Regions from separate parts of the Mus musculus genome. Here region 2 is linked to region 1. The links are chromatin loops, found by intact Hi-C in ENCODE. Cell type or tissue: heart. All regions are shown on one strand.

Region 1 (8,000 bases):
GAACTATGGATGCTGATTGCACCTGCTGGTTACTGCCTGCTTCCCTCTGCTGGCACATCGTGGAACTGCACCTTGGCACCAGGTTCTTTCCTCCAAACTGGCTGAGTCTGATTATCCAACCTAACACCGAGTCGAAGTTTGCAAGCACACTGCATCTTCCAACTCAAGGACCCGAGGCCCAGGAAGGAGAGGGAATCACTATGTGTCTTAAATCACGTTAGTGGATTTGAGAGTCCTGTTCCACCCACAGCCATAGGTGGCCTAGTGTGCCCGGGAAGCCTCTGAGAGCGCACCCTTGTGTTCAACTGCGGCATTGCAGAAACTTGTCCCTGACTCTGCGTTGCAACTGTTCACCCTCCCAAACGGGACAAATTCCAAAGACTCTGAGCTCAGAAAGAACAGGGAACTGTCTGCAACTGGACATAATCATACTAAGCAAATTGATTCAGTATCAGAAAGACAAATGTGACATGTTCTCTGTGGGTCCTAAAGGTTATATAGATACATAAATTCATATAAACAGATGACATGGAAGGAGAAACAGAGCTATCTAGGCCTGGGGGGACCAAAAGGTGGGATGTGCTCAAAGTACACTCATGCTTTCATGAAGATGGCAATAAAAATAAGTAAACACAAGCGGCATTGACAGATCAGTAGAGGGACCAGCTTCCCAGTATCTCAGGCACACTTCCGATCATTGATATTTCCAGGTCCCAGGGTGCACGGGGAGAGAGAAGCAAGACAGGAGTACCTGAGAAAAGCCAAGCCACTCAGTTCTACACATGTTAGTGACCAAAGAAGTCTCAACACAGCGTGAGACCTGAGCATCCACCCCGACCTCGGGAGCTATGGTCTGTTCTCGGCCATGGGCTCAGCTAGCTTCAAGTGCCTGAAATCTTCACACGCTGTGCCAAAGATAGAACCAGACCCTATTTCTGTGTCTCTCTTCCCAAGATGTGCCATCATGTCAGGCTGACACCAAGTCAAGTGAGAATATGTTCTCTTCTGGACAGAGTCCCTAGAATGGCAGGAGTTGGTGGAAGCCAGGAGGGAGGGGACATGAGCTTCCTGTGTCTAAATGCTGATTTGGGGTTTTCAGGTTGTGCCTATTGGGTTGTAAAAGTCCACAGAGCAAAGTTTTCTTTCTTTCAATATTGGGGGTTACACTTAAGGCCAGGCAAGTGCTCTACTACACACAAGCTATTAATGATTTGAGGCAAGGGCTTACATATCTATCCAGACTAGGTTTGAAGTCACTGCTGCCAGGCAGGCCTGGAACCTGGAACCTCTCTGCCTGTCCTCGCAACCCGCAAGTGATTACTATTACAAGTCTGTACCCAAGGCCCAGCTCTGTAAGTACAGCATTGGCGCAATGGAATGACCATTAGCTGTGTGCTGTGTGAAGGGCCAAGCAATGGAGGCCACGAGTATGGAGATTGGCTGGAAGACGGAGTGAGGCAAGGGACACATTTATTGAAAGAAAGAATAACTGATGAGCATCGTCAGGTCTCCAAGACAGCCGTGAAATCCGGGAGAGAGGCAATGACGACTCACTCACTAGGCTCTCTGCTCTTTCCTTCCTTCCTGCTAGGCTGGCGAGAGAGATGGTCATGTGACTGACTTCCAGCCAATGATATAGGGCAACATTTTGAATGCCTGCTCCATTGTGTAACCCCTTCCCTGTTCTCCCCTTAACTCAAGGACAATGCTTACAGTGACATTGGAAACTACAGGGCAAACACGAAACCTGTAAAATCAGCTTGGGGTCGCTGCCATACTGTTGGGGACCCGAGGACTGTGTGTCTCTTCCTATGGGAGCCAAAGGAGCAGACGCCTGTGGTCCGAGACCGCCCGCCATTGCCTTGAAAAGAAGGTGTAGGTTGTGTCTGACGCTCCCCTCTTCAGACAGCGTGGGACCTCAGAAGTCAAACTCAGGGCAGGGAACTTTTATCTTCTCACACTTGAAATCCCAGGTCTGGAAGCTTGTGAGGCCGGTGTCATGAGGCTGGCAATCCCTGTGCAGTGATGTAGCCTCGGGCTTTTCTACCAACGCCCCAGTTCTTGAAAAAAATGACCGAGTATTACTTGTGAATAAACGTCTAAGAAAGCGTGGACTTATTCCTCCACTGCTGTGTAACTTAATTAACCCGTTTATTCTATTCTATGAGTGCCACATGGCTTGTCACCTACCTCTTCTTAGCTTCACGTATCTGTGGCACTTCCTTCTTTGAGTGCTCCAAGGTCAATGAGAAGGATTTGAACTCTCTTCCTAGAGCTACTGCGAGCCCTCAACATGGCTGGGTCCTCCTGCAGGCCATTGATAACACATTGCCTGAGGAAGCCAAGTTGTTTTCTAGGTAGGAGGCCTCCCAGTGCCGTCTCTTAGTCAAAGCTTACACAAGACACAGAATCCTCTACTCTGCTTTGTGCCCAGATTTGCAAGAGGAGAGGGGATGTTAAAAAAAATATTTGACTCGCACCTATAATCCCATACTCAGGAGGTGGAGGCAGGAGGGTTATGAGTCCAATCCAGTCTGGGCTCATAGTCAGAACCATCTCAAAAGCAATCAGATTCAAACAAACAAACAAACAAAACAAACCCTCTCACCTTTGTGCATTTGCTTTGCCAGTGCCCACAGGAATATTAATGCCACTTCTAGGCTCACCTTCAAAGTAAAACTCTCTGACTTTTGGGATTATTTAGTCCTCATATTTTTAAAAATAACAAGTATTTTCCAAGTTTAATTTTTTCCCCTCTCCTCACCAATTTACTTACTGTCATGGCCTGCCACTCCCTGTAAATGTCCAACAGATGCTAGAGAAGGTTTGGAAATAATTCAAGATTCTTTGGCCTTTGTTAGATAAAGTGTGTGTGTGTGTGTGTGTGTGTGTGTGTGTGTGTGTGTGTGTTTATAAAACCTGCTACTTAGAATGAGGAGTCACAGAACAGTGCCGTTCAGGAAACATAGGTTGACCCTGATCATGAAGTCCTTACAAAGGGATGGCACACACAGGACCAAAGGCACAGGAGTTGTGCCTCTGGGACTCTGCTTCCTTCTCTGCTTGTTTGAGGTTGCACGGGCTTTCTGCTTATTTGAGGTTGCACTAGTTAATTTTTGACAACTTGACACAAACTAGAGTCACCTGGGAAGAAGGAACTTTGTTGAGGAATTGCCTCCATCAAAGGCAGGTGCCTTTGGCTTGTCTGTGGGCAATTTCTTGATTGCTAGTTGGGGTGAGAGGGTCCAGCACAGTGGGCAGTGCCATCCCTATGCAGTTAGGTCTGGGCTGTGTGAAAAGCAGCCGAGAAATCCATAGAGAGCAAGCCAGTAAGCAATCATTTCTCCATGGGCCCTGCTTCAATTTCTTCCCTGGTCTGGTGGACTGGATATAACCTGTAAGGCAAACAAACCCTTTTCCCTCCTGTTTACTTTTTATCCATATTTTATCCCAGCAACAAAAAGCAAACTGGGACAGAAATTGGTATCAGAGAGTGGGGTATCGTCGTGATAGGCCATTTCAGAGCCTTGGGCTAGGGGAGGCCACTGAGAGCTCAAATCTTCATGAGCTTATGGAGGAAGTCAGTACACAGCATCCCCTGTGGTCTCCGCTTCAGGTCCTGCCCTGAGCGCCTGGCTTCCTGATGACACGTTAGCTGGGATTGTAAGATGGAATAAACATTTTTCTCTCCTTTTCAAGTTTCTTTCCAAAATCAAGTTGATTTTGGTCAGTGTTTTATAACAGCCACAGAAAGCAAACTAGGACATAAGCTTTCTGATTCTTTTACATGCTATGCTCTTCCATCACAAATAACAGCGTATTAAGATTCACGAAGGTAAGTCGGGAAAGAACCAATACCAGGCAAGAGCTGTGGGATGCTGGGTGCTTGACAAGAGGAGCTTAAGACGACCTCAGCAAAGTCAGCTGGATCCCTTCCCTGCCCAGAGCCCTTCTGTTGCTGTGTCCTCTGACCTTTGGGTGACATTACCAGCCTCCCCTCTAACCTCTAACCTCTAACCTCTAACCTCTAACCTCTAACCTCTAACCTCTAACCTCTAACCTCTAACCTCTGTTCTGAGTTTCACTCTCTGGGCTGCTTCTCAGCAAAGCATACTCTGGAAACTCCTCTTGTGGGGTTTTTATGGAAGGAGCCTACGCTGCTTCCAGAATTCCTCCAAGGACTCAGCCCCAGTTGCTCACAGTGGCTGTTCTTTTAATATCATGTCTCCCCTCTTCTTCCTTTTTTTCCCCTCCGGTTCCCTTCTTCTTTTCCTTCTCTCCTCTCCCCTCCCCTCCCCTCCCTTCCCTTCCCTTTTCTTCTTTTTCTCTCCCTCTCCTCCCCTTCCTTCTCTCCCTTCCTTCCCCCTTTCTCTTCCCTCCCCTCCCCTTCCCTTTCTCTCTTCCCCTTCCCCTTCTCCTCTCTTTCCCTCCCCTCCCTCCCCCTCCTCTCCCTTCCTTTCCCTTCCCTTCTTCATTTTTCCCAGGGAAAAACCTTGCAGGATTTTCTTTCCTGGGTCCATGATTGTCTAAACCTGACTGTGCACTATTGTAGTGAGAGGACACTTCCCTCTGGGTCCTGACAGGGGGCAGCATTTAGTTTCCTATCAGAACGAGTTGCATTCCTAGACTTGTATGTGATTCCAGCTCAAAATAAAGAAAAACATTGAAATGAGGGGTTTAATTCCCGAGAGGGACTGGAAGGCTGTGTCAGCGTTTCCATGGTGAGGGCTGTCTTCTGGGGATTTACCTTCCAGCTGTGAGAATCTGCTTTATGCTAGACTTTAAGCCTTTGGCTGCTTAAAGGCTCTATATTATTAAAGAGTCCACTTTTGACTAAGTTGAAACTGTGACTCTGTAAAGCCGACTCAGAATGTTCTCCCCTCTGCCCCTTGCCCCATTGGCTGCTGGCCACGCTCCTTGCCAAGCAGCGTGGAGACTTGGCAGAGGTGCGGCATCTGGCTCTCCTGCTGTGTGTGGTCTGAGAAGGGCTGCACTGAGGAAGAGAACCTTGGCTCTTTTGTACTGTTAAAATGACACCTCCATGGGTCCCACCCGAGTCTATCTGTAGGTGTTTCTCCATGCACAGTCACTCACTGACCCCAGGTCTTAGAATCACAGAGGAGAAGGGCAAGTGTCAGCCTGCGATGCCTCCGTGAGTATCAGAAGAAAGCCAGGTTGAGATGTTTTGTGTGAATTCCTTCTTGCAGCAAGAGCCGGTATAGTGCGAGGAAGAGAAAGGGGATCTGTCTCATCAACCAAAAGAGAGAGCAAAGCAGGCTCACTTTGAGCCGTCAGCGTCAAACACATCAAAGTCATCTCTGCTTGGTTTTAAATAAGAACACATTTGCAGACACTTTGGCATATCCTTTATTTTAAACAGAGTTACAGAGGTGGATGGAAGCCCCTCACGATAGAAGGAAGACGCTGAGAGCAGAGAGCCAACATCTGTGTTGGTGCGGAACCTGACTGGGTTCCGAGTGTCAGAAAGCACCATGGGGATTCATAACCATCTCAACTCAAGGTCTGGGGACCCATTGTCCTCTCCTGACCTGTGCGTGGACCAGGCATGACAGCAGCGCACATACATACACATGGGCAAAACACATACAAATTAAAATTTAATATAAAAATCTAATAACATTATTAGAAATAATATTTATAAAGTTACATGGGAAAACATTGATACAAACAAGGTTGGCCAAAAATTTATGATGAAGAAAAAGCTTTGACATCATCTGGGGATCTAAAAAGTCATGATTTGCAGAAAGGTGCCATGCCTCTGTATGTGAGTGTGTGTGTGTGTGTGTCTGTGTGTGTGTAAGAAAGAGAGAGAGAGAGAAAGAGTGTGTGTGTGAATGAATGTGTGTATGTGTATATGAGTGTGTATAAGAGTGTGAATGTGAGTGTGTGTATTTGTGTGTGAGTATGAGTGTGTCTGTGAGTGAGTGAGTAAGTGAGTGAGTGTATGTGTGTAAGCCATATGTTTCTATGAAACTTTTCACAAGCAAAAGGGGAAAGCTTAAGCAAAAGACACACCTCAGGCCACACAGAGCCTCTGGACAACTATAAAGGACCTGCGGGCTCACCACACTCAAAGCAATCACTGTCTCATTAGCTGACAGCTGAGTGGAGCCAGCAGAATCTCCTGTGGCCTTCACTACAGGAAGTACAGACTACCTCAGTAATCTACTGGGGCCACAAGACACAGACAGCAGCAGCAGCCACAAAATCAGCAGTAGCAATAAGAAGCCCTAGAAAGACGGCTCAGTGGTTAAGGGCACTGGCTGCTCATACAGAGGACCTGAGTTCAGTTCCCGACTCTAACTACACTTCCATGGATGTAATGCCCTCTCCTGGCCTCTGCCGGTGCACATGTACACATATATGCATGCAGGCAAAACACCCAACACATGTAATAAAAAATAAATGTTTTAAAAGGAGCTCTGAAAGTGGAAGGATCTGTGTAGTTGCCGTTGCTCCACATTGTATTACCTACTCCAGTGTTTCATGAGACAAACAAAGAAACATTAAAATATGGTAAATTCGGGAGGGGGCACATGATCAATGGAGAGTACTACAGAAGTCATACATTGAATTTTTAGATGAAGACTCTAAATAAGCTTGTATAAATTATTCAAACAATTCAAGGAAATAATGTCTAAAGAATGAAAAGAAAGGATCAGAATAGTGCCTCACCAAGTCAGTAATTTAAATAAAGACAGAGAAGTTGCTTTTAGGCACCAAATAGAAATTTTGTAGTTGAAACATACAATAGCTAAACGTAAATCTCACTAGAGGGCCTCAGAAGCCATTTGAGGTCATAGAACAAAGACTTAAATTTGGGCTGGGTGGGGGGATGGTTCAATCATCGAGGGCATGAGGACTGGCTGGTTTTGTGTCAACTTGACACAAGCTAGAGTCATCAGAGAGAAAGGCGCCTCAGTTGAGGAAATACCTCCATGAGATCCAGCTGAAAGGCATTTTCTCAATTAGTGATCAATGGGGGAGGGCACAGCCCATTGTGGGTGATATCATCCCTGGGCTGGTGATCTGGGTTCTGTAAGAAAGCAGGCTGAGCAAGCCATGGGGAGCAAGCCAGTAAGCAGCACCCCTCCATGGCCTCTGCATCGGCTCCTGCCTCCAGGTTCCAGTCCTGTTTGAGTTCCTGTCCTGACGTCCTCCAATGATGGATTATAATCTGGATGTATAAGCCAAATCAATCCTTTACTCCCCAACATGGTTTTTGGCTGTAATGATTTAACACAGCAGTAGCGACCCTAACTAAGACCAGTTAGTGCCAGGGTAGTGGGGTCTTGCTGGAACAGCTCTGAGAGCACAGAGAATCTGTGTTCCAGAGACAGCCAAGGTTGTACCTTGTGCTGCAGCTGGACTTGGTAATGTATAAGAGTCACGCCGGTGGTGCTGGTTTTGAAGGCGTGAAGAGGTCATGAAGAGCAGCTGAGGCTCAGCACTGGGAGAGGTCAGGAGAGGCCATTGGTGAAGGTGCAGCCACAGTGGTGGTTGATGGCACAGGACTAAGGGAGTCATGCAAGAAAGCTGAGGCTTGGCACCATGAAGAGAGCCTATGAGAGGCTACTGGTGAAAATGCAGACCAGTTGTAGCAGAAGATCCAAGCAGTGTTAGAGATGCCAGTACCACGGGACGACCACCAAGAACAACAGCAGTAGGGGAGTGGAGCCAGCCAGAACCTTGGAACCAGGCTGTGTGCTACAGAGGGCAGAACTGGAGACGTGACTCAAGCCCTTTGGAGGAGCCCAGAATATCATGAGTGGATCCCCGACATTTTATGGTTAGAGTTTGATTTTACTTTCATTTGATTGAGACTGTGACCTGATTTTTCCCTCCTGAAGTAAGGTATTTTACTGGATCCCACAGTTGAGAGACTTTGAATTTTAAGAGACTTTGATTTTGAAAGAGATTGGATATTTTAAAGGGATGAAAATTTTAATGTGTTTGAATTTGTAAAGATGGTGGGACTT
Region 2 (8,000 bases), 230 kb after region 1:
CTGCGTGCCTCCATTCCACTGGATATGTACTCTCTGCACTCTGCCTACATGGCCTGTGGCAAGGTCAGGGCCAGAGCCCAAAGCAGCTCAATATGCCTTTGCTCATTCCCAGGCCAAGTTATCATCAAAGGCCTGAGAAGAACAGAGCAAGATGGAGGGCTATGACAGCAACTGTCGCGTTGCAGCTGGCTAGTTCATATAAGAAAAGAATATCTCAATTATCGAAGGAAATAAAGAAGGGAGCTTGGGCAAGGGGGGAGGTAAGTCCAGCAGGGAGGGAGTGTGGGTGGGGCTAAAAGCTGGAAAGACAGGCAGATCAAAGAATCACCACCCTCTGCCTGCGGGTCAGAGTGTAGGTCCACGGCCTAGTTACTTCATCTTGAAGCTTAAAGTTTCAAAAGCTCAGGCCAGGCAGGGGTGGTGGCGAACGCCTTTAATCCCAGCACTTGGGAGGCAGAGGCAGGCGGATCTCTGAGTTAGAGGCCAGTCTGGTCTACAAAGTGAGTTCCAGGACAGCCAGGGCTACAGAGAAACCCTGTCTCAAAAAAAAAAAAAAAAAGTTCCAAGAGCTCATTAATGCAACACTTGCTGAGTTGTACTGAGAAACAACAACAAAAACAAAAAACAAAAAATAAAACAAAACAAAACCCAACATGATTCTCCACCCAAAGCTGCTAGTCTTCGGACAGTTCTAAAGGGTTTGTTCTTATTTTTTAACCTAATAAATCCACAAGTAGATGTTCCCCTGGCTCTGGCCTCAGCCCATTCCCAGTGCTGGTGAAAGCAAGGCAGAATGTCTGTTGTTATCCACAGGCAGTTTTCAGTTTTCCAATCTTGTCAAACTGTCGGTGCCACTGGCCCAGGCTTGAGACAGCAGCTATGCTAATCACCTTCCTCAGCCTGTCAATTTCATGGTACAAGAACTTCTTAGAAAAGGTCAGATCTGCTTTGTGCAACACCATAGGCTGTACATTCTAAAGCTTAATAGCATCAGGTCAGCTGACATATGCATTCCTTTACATCAACACCCCTGAGACTGCCAGTGAAACTCTCATCTCTACTAGACAATCAAGTATGAAGCAAATGCGCTGCAGCCTGCTTGGCGACCACTGTGATTAGCTGTGCTTGCTATCTGCACTTTACCCACAGATGCACTGACAGGGAGCCGGGCTTACGGGCTGTGCAGCAGGGACTCCGTGGCTGGTACACTAATGCATGCATGACCTTGAGCCTTCTGAATTCTGAGTCATATGACTGCATTACTATTCAAAGATGACACACGTGGATTAACGGAAAGCACACTCCTCCCTGGAAATGCCTCTCTAGTTTCCATATGCTTTTGACTAACATCAAAATGAAATGGTGTCAAAAGACAGATACCAATAAAGCTTCCTACTGGTAACCACATGAAAATACAGAGGCTGGAGCTGGCTCAGTGGGTAAAGTATCCACTGTGCAAGTGTGGGGATGTGAGTTCAAATCCCCACAGCACTCCTAAGGACAGATGTGGGAGCACACACGTGTAATCCCCGAATCCTATCAGCAGAGACAGGTCAGCTAGTGATCGGATCAGCAAACCTGGGTGGGGTATACAGCAGCAAACAAGAGTGTCTCAAATGAGGTGGAAGGTGAGGAGTGTCACTTGTGACTGTCTGACAGCCACACATGTGCTATGCCATGCATGTGCCTCACACACATGCATGTGCACTCTCACACCGATTCCCCTGGAGGAGCACAGTTTCTCTAAAAACCTTGACTAAGATGTGTGCAATACAGGAGAGCTGAGGAGGAATGCCTAGGATCTGTCCTTCCTCTCAGGATAAAATGACCAACTAACACCTCCTGTTATTCTCACTTGTGAATTTGTACACATGCTTGAGTGCTTCTGTGTGTGTGTGTGTGTGTGTGTGTGTGTGTAGTGTATGTAAGTATGTGTGTGAGTGTGAGTGTGAGACAGAGAGACAGAGAGGCAGAGAGGCAGAGGACAGAAGCACTGAAAGAGGAGGCACCCACTTTGGGCAGGATGAATATTCCAGCAGTCTCAGGGGAACTTTAACACATGGGGATGTGAGCACTCTGTCACACATCTTACTGAGCACGCACTCAGCGTGGGGTGGCACCTGGCTGCTCTTTCTTTCAGTTCCCTTTCTATGGCTGGTTAGCACTGAACCTCCACAAAACTACTCTCCCTGCTCCCATCTCACCCTGACTGTGAAACCCCTTCAGCAAGTTCCTCGCACCGGTAGCCACATCATAGACTTCATTATCAGCACAGATGGTACCAATTAGCTTCTGCGTGAGGCTTTGATATGGAAAGAGCAAGGGAAGCCTGTGTGGTCACCCAGGCATGAGTGCCCGTGGCTTAAGGACAGCAGTGTCTGTATCTTTTGCAGCTCATCATCCACCTGCGCCCGATCTGTCAGAGGCAGTCTTGACTTTGAGGCTCAGCTTGAGCCCAACTTACAACACACACACACACACACACACACACATACACACACGCAAGTATGTTATACTCACACAAAGGCGCACACACCTTCAGTTGAAACATTCATTTTTTTTTCTTTTACCCAATATATGTAAAACGAAAAACTCAGACCCTTTGCCCCTCTTGGCACTTAACAATGTTAGAAAGCTGTAATTCATCTTTACAACTCTGAATGTATGCCCGTCCCTGGGAAAGTGTTTATTAGCCAGGGACAGATACAGGCAGCTGCATTTTACACATAATGCCAGTCTACTAACTTCTGGTCCTGTCTGCATCATGGCACCTTGGGGTCCACAAAAGAAGCCAAAGCCCCTCTGAAGCTACTGAGCAATCGATCTGCTGAAGGGACAGAGTGACAGAGTGACAGAGTGACAGAGTGACAGAGGCTCAGCAAAGAAAGCAAATCCAACATGGTGATGTAACAGAAACATGAGCCGCTGAGGCAGTGCCTGACCAGACCCCAACCAACATCTTAAACACTGAAAGAACATTTAAACCAAGGTAAAAAACTCAAAAAAATGAGCCCTGCAATGGTCACTCTGAAGTGCCGCCACCTCCTGAAGAGGGACGAATGGTTGTCTCCTCTCCTCTAGAACAGACCCTCAGCCAGGGTTGTGATGAGATCTGGTTGCACGAGGGCAGAGGCTGAACAGGAAATCGCTGTTCTGCAGAGCATTCCTGTATCACTGGTTACTCCAGCTGCTCTGCAGCGCTGCAGGAACACATGGGTGGCAGGTGCCAAGAGCTGGGACCATAGTCGGAGCTGCCAAAGAATTCGGCAAAGGGAAGCAGACAGACCTGGGGAGCTGTGGAAGGTGGGAGATATCCTTATGTAAACAAGGAAGCTCAGCAGGAGCTGCAGGTTCTCCTGTTGCTGAGAGCAAGAGCACAAGGAAAGAGGGAGGGGGGAGGGAGGAAGAGGGGAAGGGAGGGAGGAAGGGAGAGAGGAAGAGGGGGAAAGGGAGAAAGGGAGGGAGGGAGGGAGAAAGGGGAAGGGAAGGAGAGGAGGGAAGGGAAGGGAGGGAAGAAGGGAGGGAGGGGGAGAAAGAACTGCCCAGAACAGGCTGAGAAGAGGCAGTGACTGGTGAGCGTCCTCAGAGCTAGACCACCATGCTCTCCACAGTGTATGATTCCTTGAGGGTCCACCCTGCTCTCCTGCTTCACAGCAGGACTCAGACACTCTGGGCTGTGAGCTTCCCAGTGCTTACATTCTTACCCCACCTTAGTATATTTTCTGAAACCATGCTACTGTGAATAAAAAAATATCACTTCCAAAGTGAGGGGCTTGCCTTTGCCTATATTTTAGGGCAAGAAATATGTTAACCACCATAATACCTTAAAAATGCAAAATAATCTAAAAAATTGTCATCAAAATGTTACTTTAAAAAAGAGTGTGCTCTAATCATAAGTGTTGAGAGGTCTCTGGGTTGTCAACAAAACAAACATCTGCCATTCACAGAGACTAAAGGCCAACCCTTAAGACAGCAGTCCCCAGGAAGCCCATTCAGATGACACAAGGACACAAGGTTCTTCATATTCTGCATTGTGGGGTACATGCACGAGGAAGTGTCTTGTTGAGTCTGGAGTGCAGCTCATCATGCAGGGAAGCCATGGCAGGATGAGGGGGCGCTGGCAGCTGAAGGAATGTGGCTGCTCAGTGGCTGCCTCCTTTCCCCTTTTTATTCAGGCTGGGACCCTAGCCCTCCAAGGCACCGCCCACACTGGGGGAAGGGAGGGGGAGGGGGAGGGTCCTCCTTCAATTGTACCTTTCTGGACACAGAGGTGATTCTAAATACCAGCTGGATAGCAGTCAACACTAACCATTACAACCCCCATGGTGGTGACTGGAAATCCAAGGCTTCAAGAGTAAAACCTTGACAGACACTTGGCAGCAGTGTGAAGCCATAGGAGAGTGTGCCCAGGTTTTTATGGCTTCCCTCTCATCACTTTAACTGTCATTTCCTTATCCTGTCTGATGGCAGTCTGTCTTTGTGGAGTCCTTCCAAAGGTTCTCACTGCAGTGACAGCTCTACTTTACCCAAAGGCTCTCACTGCAGCGATGGCTCTTCTACTTTAGCACATGCTTTCATCAGTTTTCATTTCATTTCATTAAATTATATCAATTAAAGTAACAAAAATGCCATGCAAAACCAAATATGTTTTGGTGGTGGTATCTCTTTTCATAAGCATTTAGCAAGCAGACTCTGTCCCTAGACCCTACATCCCATCTACATCTAGAAGCTGGGAGAGCTGCTATACCAGCACCCTCTAGTGGGCACGGGGATCAGCGCCATCTAGAGATGAGGTTAGAGAAAGGCCTCCTACCACACTGGAATTTCTCTCTTAGGCAGTTCTGCAGATGCTTCCAAAGCTAGGATCATATCTTCTTAACACCTGGTACGTCTTAAGCATAAAATAAATATGCATCTGATGGAAGAACCCGCCCTGCCTGCCTTTAAGCCAACCACAGAACACAGAGCATTTTAACTGGATAAAAAACTGAAGATGGGGGCAGCCTAGAGTAAGACTAGAAAACATAAAAAATGACCAGCAAGGATAAAAAAAACAGAAGTAGGAAGACGGGCTGGGTGTGGTGACTCACACCTGTGGGCTAGCTCACAACCCTGACTCAAAACCAAAGCACAAATGTTAGGGGAAAATCTAGCTCATGATTCCATCCAAAAGGACACAAATAGAAGAGCTAGAACCCAACACATGTAAGACAAAAAACAAAAACAAACAAACAACAACAACAACCCCCCTGGGAAGTGGACACCATGAACAGTTGACTGTTGGCTCTTCCTGGCCAAGCTTGCAATTAAATTATCAGAGTTTAATAAAGCCAACCACAATGATCTGCATTTCTGAAAAGGACAGCGTCAGCTGGCAAATTCCAAGTAGCTAATCCTTCTGCAGGTACTTCAATTTATCAAAACAAGCAGAGGTGTCCCAGGGCTGTCCAGTGCGGGTGCTGGGAGCTGCACTTGGATCCTCTGCAATAGTGATGTGATCTTAACCTCTGAGCCATCTCTCCAGCTCCACTAAACATGTTCTAAATTTACAGGGTATTCTTACAAATAATAGAATTTTAAGATTTTTGCCTAGAGGTTTTCTTAATATTCTTCCAAAAAGTACAGTCAGCAAGCTTACCAATTACCACTCTGAAATTCTTTCTCAGATAACTATCACAAAGAACACGGAGGGAGGAAAAAAACCCTGTGATTTATTTGCCCTTGTACAAATTCTTAGTAAGAACTGTTTCATCACTAGAAACCATTCATGAAGTGACTTGGCACACGCCTGTCAGCCCCTGGGGAGCTTTGGTCCTTGAGCAGGCCTGGGGAGCTCCATCTTGGAGAGGAAACAATGGAGATTAGACAGTTGTGTGAGCGTCCTGCTAGCTGCACAAAGGGCACCAGGTGTCCTATGGTAGAGCAGGAACCAGGGCAGGTGGAAGGCAAAGGGGAACCACTGAGAGCCTTTCCCATCACAGAGGACAGACGTGGTTAGAATATCATCCCGGGAGAACAGCACCATGAGCAGACAGTGTGGGTGCGCCATCACTTCCGTGGGGCTGTTAACACGCCTGAGGTGAAGGGGTTAAGGGAGCAGGGCTTTGCTTTGGCTCATGGTTTAGAGGGTTTAGTTCATGGCTGCCTCACTCCGTTTGCTTGGGCAGAACAGCCTGGCGGCAGGAACATGAGGTAGAAGCTACTCTCTACTTCTTGGTGAACAGGAAGCAGAGAGAAAGGTCACACAGGAAGAAACCAGAACAACCTATCACGTGACTCCAGGAACCTATCTGCACTAAATTGGCCTCATCTCCAACCTTTCACCACTGCCCAGTAATGCCATTGCATTGCAAACCTACTGTTTACAGCAGGGCCCTCCCGATCCCATGTCTGGAGACACACTCACAGACACACCCAGGAGTGTGTGTCACTAAATCCAGTCAGTAAAGTTATTGTGCATTACTGTGGGGCAAAAAGAGGCAGCTGGAACACAGCAAGCCTAGTGGGGACTGGTTGTAAGCGCCCAGGTGAGAACTGCTAAACTGCATACTATAGTCAGAAATCTGGAAATTGGGGTTCTTTAAAAACAACAGAAACATTGTAAGAATATGTTTTTGTTTTAATCCTAGGTCTGGGGATATGGGGTTTCTTCATAGCAGCTGATTATGATTTGCCTCAGGCTCTAGCAGAGGCGTGATTCTGCCAGCTGCATCCCATGGGGTGCAATGCTTGGAATTCTGGGAATTTTTCAGAGAGTATATAAATGCTAGGGTCCAGAGAGCCGGGGTGGGTTGCTGATTGTTTGTTTGGGGGTGGTTGCAGTTTAAGTAGCCTTCCACAAAGAAGAAAGAAGAAAAAAGGAGAGGGGAAGAGAAGGAGGGAAATAATTAGATATTCTTACTGCGAAGTTCTAACTTTCGACAAGGAACTCGATGCCCCTCATCAGCAAAAAGTAGTCTAATGATAACACAGTTCCCCTTTCAGACCCCTGACTATTCAAGTACCTCTTTCCTTCCCTCCCTATTCTTTTTTTCTCTCTTCTCTAGTGTTTAGGGTTGATGGAATGGAAAATGGGCAGAGAAGGGTGGACGAAAGAACCCATGAAGTAGCAGAGAACAGCTACAGCACACTTAGTGATGTAATGTTTGACACAAGACTGACACGTAACTGACACTCTGCAGAGCACAGATGAGAAACAGCGGGACCCTGGCTCCAGCCAATGCTGAGGGCCTGGACAGAGTCAGAACCAACAACAAGGAGGGGTGAGTCGGGGCAGGGAAGGTTGGACTGAGGTGTGGAAGCAAACCCAGCAGGGAAGAAAAAGAAAGGGGAGCAGGAAACTAATATGAGAGCAAACTGTGACACAGTCAACCATCAAGACGTGGGCTGGGGAGACACGCCATGGCCAGCACGGGCACTCGCACTAATGCTGAAAGGAGAAATTCACAGAGCTCAGAGAAGGGAGCCTTAGGTGGTCACTCAGCTACACTCTGACTCAGACATCTCTGCTGTGATGACCTGGTGAAGAACTGATGGTGACAGGGCTGGCACTGTCACACCAGTCAGATCACACCCGTCTCCCGTCACAAGGACTCTGTGCTCACTCTCTCACACAAGCAGTCCCCCTCGGATCTCACCGTTACAGGTGGCAGCAAACCCTGCTCACTCCAAACCCTTGTCTCTGCAGGGCAGGCTGACACACCTCGATCCCGCTGAGGACAGGGTGGGTGCTCTAAGTGGTGGCTCAGTGACAGACTCCACAGTAACCACAGGACACAGCAATCTACATCGTGGCCCACCCTGCTCTAGAGAGGGGGCAACACATTCAACAAAGAGTTAAAGTGAGTAAATCCTGAACAGCTGTCTTCCGAGAGCTGACTATATTATGACTGAAACTAGGAAAAACCCGTCCTCCTCTCTTAGCATACTACATAGATGACCCGCAGTTCCATTTCTAACCAGTAGGGGGCGAGTGCATCCTATAACTTACTTCTCCCATA

What was found. Peaks named below come from ENCODE experiments on the same cell type or tissue, not always from the same donor. Only the 100,000 strongest peaks of a DNase experiment are listed, where the experiment ranks them.
Region 2: a loop joins it to region 1, with 6 times the contacts of the local background. A loop is called at or near these places in 7 of 42 quality-filtered maps.

What each region holds. Positions count from the first base shown.
Region 1 is chr9:122,014,292-122,022,291 of GRCm38, forward strand. Gm39463 (a long non-coding RNA gene) reads left to right here. Exons shown (of 2, transcript XR_871388.3): 2 at 1-2,142. Among named protein-coding and RNA genes, the nearest start is that of Pomgnt2, 22 kb to the left of the region's middle. In heart, CTCF peaks have their summits at 192, 4,582 and 6,362 (motif pointing left); DNase peaks (open chromatin) are centred at 80, 4,690, 7,080 and 7,510; H3K27ac peaks cover 1,275 bases.
Region 2 is chr9:122,239,871-122,247,870 of GRCm38, forward strand. The region is part of intron 11 of Ano10 (anoctamin 10); the gene reads right to left. Among named protein-coding and RNA genes, the nearest start is that of Mir8106, 30 kb to the right of the region's middle. In heart, CTCF peaks have their summits at 4,775 (motif pointing left) and 7,953 (motif pointing right); DNase peaks (open chromatin) are centred at 4,761 and 7,951; H3K27ac peaks cover 1,181 bases.